2 separate regions of the Homo sapiens genome follow, and region 2 is linked to region 1. The links are chromatin contacts, found by Hi-C or POLR2A ChIA-PET in ENCODE. All regions are on one chromosome and are shown on one strand. Each heading gives the region's core, a stretch centred on a gene start or an enhancer-like site at or near the end of the contact. The rest is flanking DNA. Distances are from core to core; before and after follow the strand shown. Region 1 overlaps LINC01567 (long intergenic non-protein coding RNA 1567). Region 2 holds the start of NSMCE1-DT (NSMCE1 divergent transcript).

Region 1 (3,438 bases), core at 386-2,885:
ATTTTTTATTTTATTATTTGGAGACATAAATAATAAATAATAAATAATAAATTTATTATTAATAAATATATTTATTAATAATATATATTTATATTTATTATATTTTAAAATAAATATATTTAAAATATTTAAATAAATTAAAATATATTATTAAAAATATATTATATTTTAAAAATATATATATTATATTTATTATATATTATTATATTTATTTTTATTATATTTATATTTATATTTATTATATTTAAAAATAAAATATATTATTTTTATTATATTCATATTTATTAAATTTATAAATTTAATAAATTTATAATATGAATTTATTAAATTAATAATACATAATAAATATTGTTATTTATTTATTATTTGGAATTTTATTATTATTTGGGTCACACTCTGTCCCCCACACTGGAGTGCAGTGGCATGATCTCAGCTCACTGCAATCTCCGTCTCCAAGGTGCAACGATTCTCCTGCCTCAGCCTCCCGAATAGCTGGGATCACAGGTGAGCGCCACCATGCTCAGCTAATTTTTGTATTTTTAGTAGAGATGGGGTTTCGCCGTGTTGGCCAGGCTGGTCTCAAACTCCTGATCTCAGGTGATCCACCCGCCTCTGCTTCCACCTCCCAAAGTGCTGGGATTACAGGTATGAGCCACCACTCCCAGCCTCCTTACCTTCATTTCCCCTTCTCTTCTGTTCACTACAGGGTTATCTCAAGAGGCTTGGGATGGTTAAACCCTGCACATCTCAGAGGAAGGACTGGCTCTTCACCTGTTCCTGCAGGATAACTGCTAACGGCTTAAAATATTCTGCCTGATAAGAGGGCTTCTGTATATCTGGGGCCTTGGGCCATGCCGGGTAGTTGATGCTAACAACATGATTTATGGTGGGTGCCTGCGGTCATGCTGTATCAGCCTGACCTCTGGAGGGGCTGGACACTGGGTAACTGATCCCCAAGAAAAGCCATGGACACTAAGGCTCAGGTGAGTTCCCCTGGTTGGCAGTGTTTTGCGTGTGTTGTCACACATCATTGCTGGGAGACTTAAGCACTGCACATATGACTATCTAGGAGGGTACAGCTGCAAGCTCCTGCCTGGATTCTGCCCTGAGCACCTTTTTCCTTTGCTGATTTTGTTTATCTATTTATTTATTTTTGAGATGGAGTCTCACTCTGTCACCAAGGTTGGAGTGCGGTGGCTGGATCTCGGCTCATTGCAACCTCCACCTCCCAGGTTCACGTGATTCTTCTGCTTCAGCCTCCCAAGGAGCTGGGATTACAGGTGCCAACCACCATGCCTGGCTAATTCTTATATGTTAGTAGAGACGGGGTTTTGCCATGTTGGCCAGGCTGGTCTCGAACTCCTGAGCTCAAGTGACAAGGCCGCCGGCCTCGACCTCCCAAAGTGCTGGGATTACAGGCATGAGCCACCGCGCCTGGCCCCTTTGCTGATTTTTAATCCGCATCCTTCCACTGTGTTAAGCTGTAACTGTGAATACAACAGCTTTTTTGAGTTCTGCGATTCTTTGCAGCAAATCGTCATACCTGAGCGTGTCTTGGGGACTCCCCGACACATCTTCCCACTCCCTCTTCTGTTTTCTCACTTCCTCTGGAGTAAACTGAAAGAGGCCCCTGCTTGCCTCTTGCAAGGCAGTTCTGAACACACTGAGATCATTTGTGATCTCATATCCTCTTCTAAGCAATTCATCAAGAAATTTCTTTCAAATAAACCCAGTGCTCTTCATGGAGGTGATGCTGATGAAAATGACTTTCTCCAGCTTATTACACGTTTGCAGAAGCTCCTGTTTAAGAGTTTGAGCATGTATGTGTGTGTGCATATACACCAGCACACACATGCATGCCCACAGCTGTCATGCCTTCACCAGAACCAGGACGAGGAGTTATTCTATTGCCAGAATTGAAGAACCATTTCCACATATTGTAAGGTCAGTGAAAGTACAATGAAAAATACACCTGCTAGCATGCCTATGCATGGCCTCTCTGCAAATAAGATGAAGGTCCCTTCACCACCTGCTTGCACTGCTAATGGCCCTGTAGATTCCACTGGATGGATTTGTAATTTTCTCAACCATTTCCCCTAATGCTGGATATTTGGGTTATTTCCAACATTTTTACGCTTCCAAATAAGGCACCCATAATGATTCTTGCAGAGTAATCATTAGGCTCTTCTATAATTATCTAATTATCCTTTTTTTTTTGTTTTTTTCTGAGGCAGGGTCTTGCTCTGACACCCAGGCTGGAGTACAGCGGCACGATCATGGCTCACTGCAGCCTCAGCCTCCCACGCTCAAGTGATTCCACAGTCTCAGCCTCCTGTGTAGCTGGGATCACAGGTGTGCGCCACCACGCCTGGCTAACTTTTTGTACTTTTTATAGAGACGGGGAGTTTTTTTGTATTTTTTTAAATAGAGACGATGTCTCACCATGTTGCTTAGGCTGTTCTGGAACTTCTGGACTCCAGTAATCCTCCTGCCTCAGCCTCCCAAGGTGCTGAGACTATAGGCATGAGCCACCGTGCCCAGCCATATAATTATCTTAAGATAAATTTCTATACATGGAATTTTTATACGTGGAATTTCTATACATGAATTAAAGAGCACAGATTTTTGTATGTTGGTTGCTTGGTTTTTAGAGGCAGTATCTCACTCCATTGCCCAGGTTGGAGTGCAGTGGTGCAATCATAGCTCACCGCACCACTGAATTCCTGGGCTCTAGGAGTCCTCCTTCCTCAGCCTCCTAAGCAACTAGGACTACAGAGTACATATGTTTTTAAGATCTTTGATATCTTATACCTTTTGGGGACTGTATCAGTTAAAAACTCTACCAGTACTGTAGAAACATGATCGTGTCTCTGTTTCCTTGCCACACTGGGCATTAATTACTTGATCCATTAATGAGTTAATTGCACCCTCAATAAGAGTATGGTAAAGTGTGACACATTTACACTACAGAATATTATGCTGTAAAGAATAAGGATGTAGGCCAGGTGAGGTGGCTCATGCCTGTAATCCCAGCACTTTGGGAGGCCGAGGCGGGCGGATGACGATGTGAAGAGATCGAGACCATCCTGGCCAACATGTTGAAACCCCGTCTCTACTAACAGTACAAAAATTAGCTGGGTGTGGTGGCAGGTGCCTGTAATTCCAGCTACTCGGGAGGCTGAGGCAGAAGAATCGCTTGAACCTGGGAGGCGGAGGTTGCAGTGAGCCAAAATGGCGCTACTGCACTCCAGACCGGGGACAGAGTGAGACTCTGTCTCCAAAACAAAACAAAACAAAACAAAGCAATTTAAAGAGAAAGACTTTTAGGTGAGGTCAAAAAGGCAAAACCTGACTTTGGTTGAAAACAAAAAAAATATGCCATACAGTTTCTTAGGAAAACTGAAATTAAAAGTATAAGCAAAGACATACCTTACCCAG
Region 2 (3,438 bases), core at 524-3,023, 2.6 Mb before region 1:
TGAAGCTTTTAATCACCACACACCACTGCTTTCCCACTTAGCAGATGAAACTGAAGCCCAGAGAGGTTAAGAGGTTGTCCAAGATCACAGGGGTGGTGAGTGACCAAGCCTGGATTTGATCTATCCTCACAGAGACAGATATTTGCAGGTACTGCTGTTCTATATTAGTTACCTGTTTCCCTTGCTAGGCTGCATCCCTAGCTCTCAGACCAGGGATAGAATTCAAACGTTTGGAAAATTAACGCCTTGAAGACTCAAAGCAGTCCATTCACTTCCACGAGTAATTTCACTTGCTTTCTCACAATCCCTAGGTAAGATAACAGTTAACATATAATCAGCACTCCCATGTGACACTTTTCAATGGCCATGCTAAGCACCTGATATAGGTGTTATTATCTCTTGTAAATCTCACCAACACTATTTTGCAAGAACTAATATCCTCATTTAATGGAAGAGGAAACTGAGGCTCAGTGACTTGCCCAAGCGCCTGCCAACTAGTAAGTGGCAGAGCCAGGATTCTAGATCAGGCTCTATGACCACAGAGTCCACATTTTTCTTTTCTTTTTTTTTGAGCTCTGTCACCCAGGCTCGAGTGCTGTGGTACGATCTGGCTCACTGCAACCTCTGCCTCTCGGGTTCAAGTGATTCTCCTGCCTCAGCCTCCCGGGTAGCTGGGATTACAGGCACACACCACCACGCCCGGCTACTTTTTGTATTTTTAGTAGGGACGGGGGTTTCACCATGTTGGCCAAGCTGGTCTCGAACTCCTGACCTCAAGTGATCGGCCCGCCTTGGTCTCCCAAAGTGCTGGGATTACTTACAGGCGTGAGCCACCGCGACCGGACCAGAGTCCACATTTTTGACGTCGAGGCCACACTCAGTTCCACAGATGGGGAAACTGAGGCCCGGGGCAGGGCACTACATTGTGCCAGCGGAATGGTGGCCATTGAGGGAAGCCCAGGCTGCACGCCAATTCTTCCTCCTTGGTCAGGGAAGTCACTGAGGTGCAGGAGGCGGAGGGCGACAAGTGGAAGCCCCTTCCCATTATTAAGGATCGAGAGCGGGCGTAATTTGGGATCTAACCCACGAGGCGGAACCACCAGGGCAATGGCGCAAACGGAGAACCGGAAGTGCGTCACTCAACGGACGGGCGAATAAGCCGCAGGCCACCAATGGGAACGCCGCGTTCGCGTTCGCCCCGCCTCAAAGGAAGAAGAGTCCACCTTGCGACCGTATCCGCTAGCGCGGCCTGGGATGCGCTTGGGCTCCCTGGTGGGTAACGTGGGGAGCTAGGGGTTGGAGGGGAAAGAAGAGGGACTTCAAGGAAGGCGAGGGGAGGACGGAAGGTGGGGTGGGCGAGACAGGCAGTGGGGTCCGGCCCCGGGGTCGGTCCCCGTGGGCTGTGGAACTCGGGGACTGGGGTCTTGGGGTTTCCCCCTTCTTGATGGGGAAACTGAGGCCCAGACAGGGGCCGCAGAAAACAGCGGACTGGGATGTCCTCCCGCAACACACACGCAGACATCTAAAAATCTTACTATTTAGTGAAAAATATTTTTAATCGTAATTACGATTTAACAGGTAAAGATACTTTTCATTGTAACAGGTGAAAAAGCAAAATATAAAATTCGATTCAAACTGTGATTACATCTATGGAAAATACAGCCTTTGCCGACCACCCTCTTTGTCCCGCCGCCCTCCGTGCTCCCCTCTGTTTTGTGTACGGAGTTTCTTACTTTGTACAAGTCCGCAGCCGCTTATGTTACAGCCCCGAGGCCAGATGCGTTTAAAATCGAGGAGTTCTCGGAGTTTGGAAAGGTAAAGTCCCTATGTTCTATGTTAGGTTTCACCCTCAGAGGGGGCTGGAGCAGCGGCTTGTAATCAAATACACGACCCTTTCCACAGCTAAAGTTATGAAGATACGCATATATTACATTGACCTGGTCGCGGTGGCCCACGGCTATAATTCCAGCACTTTGGGAAGCTGAGGGGGGCGGATCACCTGAGGTTCGGAGTTCGAAACCAGCCTGGCTAATATGGTGAAACCCTGTCTCTACTAAAAATACAAAAAATTAGCCGGGCGTGGTGGTGCGTGCCTGTAATCCCAGCTACTCGGGAGGCTGAGACGGAAGGCTGAGGCAGGAGAATCGCTTGAACCCGGGAGGCGGAGGTTGCAGTGAATCAAGATCGTGCCACTTCACTCCAGCTTGGGCAACAAGAGCGAAACTCCGTCTCAAAAAAAAAAATGCATATATTTACACTGTTGGGATAAATAACCATAAATAGCCTCACCTTAAGTCAGGTCAAGTTTTCCAACTTAAACAAGTTTTGGTATTCAGACTTTTTTTTTTTTTTCCCCTGCATCCGATCATCCACTAGTATTCATACCTTTTTAGATTTGAGGGTTGCAGATGAGGGACCTGGATTGTAGTTGTTCTGTTCACTCACTTTTCTCACTCTCGCTGGATAGAGAGTGTCCTTGAAAACAGGAACTGTGCTGTTGTATGGTCACGTCTATCTCTGCCACCAACTCTTGTGTGTCACCTTGTGCCCTCTTAGTCTCAGTTTCCTCATCTGTAAGATGGGGTCAGTGACCCTTTGCTCATAAGGTTGTTCTGGTTTGGGTTAAATGAGGTCGGGCATGTGAAGCACTAGAATTGTGTTAGCACCCGCACGAATGGTATGACTGAGATTTACTTATTCCACAAACATTTCTATTTTAAAATTATTAAATTTAAATAAATTGATTTAATTAATGCATTTAATTAATTTAATAATAAATTTAAACGTATAGATGTATTTCTTAAAATGTGGGTGATAGGAATTTTAAAGATTTATATAATGCTTCAAAAGCCTTCGAAAAGGTTTTTTTAATTGGTTTATCTGTATATATGAACTCTTGAAACTTATGGCTAAAACACTAGGATTTATCTGCAAGGTTGCAGAGAGATAATTCTGCCTTAAATTGGCTAAAACAAAAACAAAACCAGCCAACCTATATTATACATGGGATTAAAACCAATTTTTCTCCCATTTTTTTTCTCCTTTTTTCTTTTGCTGCCCACATTATGCCTTATTTTATGAGCCCCAGTTTTCTGGGCTTAGTTAAAAAAAATTCAGTTCTAAACATTGAATTTAGGGAGTTTTTGTTCTTGAATAAAAAGGCATATACTTAGAAAAAAAATCTGTTTATCCGGGAAAATATATTGAAATCATGCTGCTGAGCCTCTATTTTCTTTGATGTTTTGGTTCTGTATTATTTTATCATAACTTTTTAGCATTTAAAAATTTACTGATGTACATTTAAAGCCAATAAACTGTTTTAATTAATTTTTTTAAAAAAAGTAATTTTTTTTTTCTTTTTGTGACAGAGTCTCGCCCTGTCGCCCAGGCTAGAGTGCAGTGACGCGATCTTGGCTCACTGCAACCTCCACCTCCTGG

What was found. A loop is a pair of places that touch in the nucleus more often than their neighbours do. ChIA-PET counts read pairs that join two places held with the same protein, here RNA polymerase II (POLR2A). Pooled maps may share reads with other maps.
Region 2: a pooled map shows a loop between it and region 1 (4-fold over the local background). The contact joins the promoter of NSMCE1-DT here to the enhancer-like site in region 1. A Hi-C loop is called at or near these places in 2 of 50 pooled maps. POLR2A ChIA-PET finds 5 or more read pairs at or near these places in 2 of 52 experiments (AG04450 and Panc1).

What each region holds. Positions count from the first base shown.
Region 1 is chr16:24,661,273-24,664,710 of GRCh38, reverse strand. It overlaps LINC01567 (long intergenic non-protein coding RNA 1567), which reads left to right. Exons shown (of 3, transcript NR_122072.1): 3 at 707-3,289. It also overlaps a transcript of TNRC6A not described here. Among named protein-coding and RNA genes, the nearest start is that of LINC01567, 8.1 kb to the left of the region's middle. RefSeq lists an enhancer at 1,678-1,907. Within about 2 kb of position 1,635, at least 3 of the 41 ENCODE cell types and tissues checked have a DNase peak (open chromatin) inside an H3K27ac peak, as active enhancers do.
Region 2 is chr16:27,266,540-27,269,977 of GRCh38, reverse strand. It overlaps NSMCE1-DT (NSMCE1 divergent transcript), which reads right to left and starts at 1,773. Exons shown (of 5, transcript NR_037184.1): 1 at 1,734-1,773. It overlaps NSMCE1 (NSE1 component of SMC5/6 complex), which reads left to right and starts at 1,206. Exons shown (of 8, transcript NM_145080.4): 1 at 1,206-1,272. RefSeq lists a silencer at 1,233-1,312.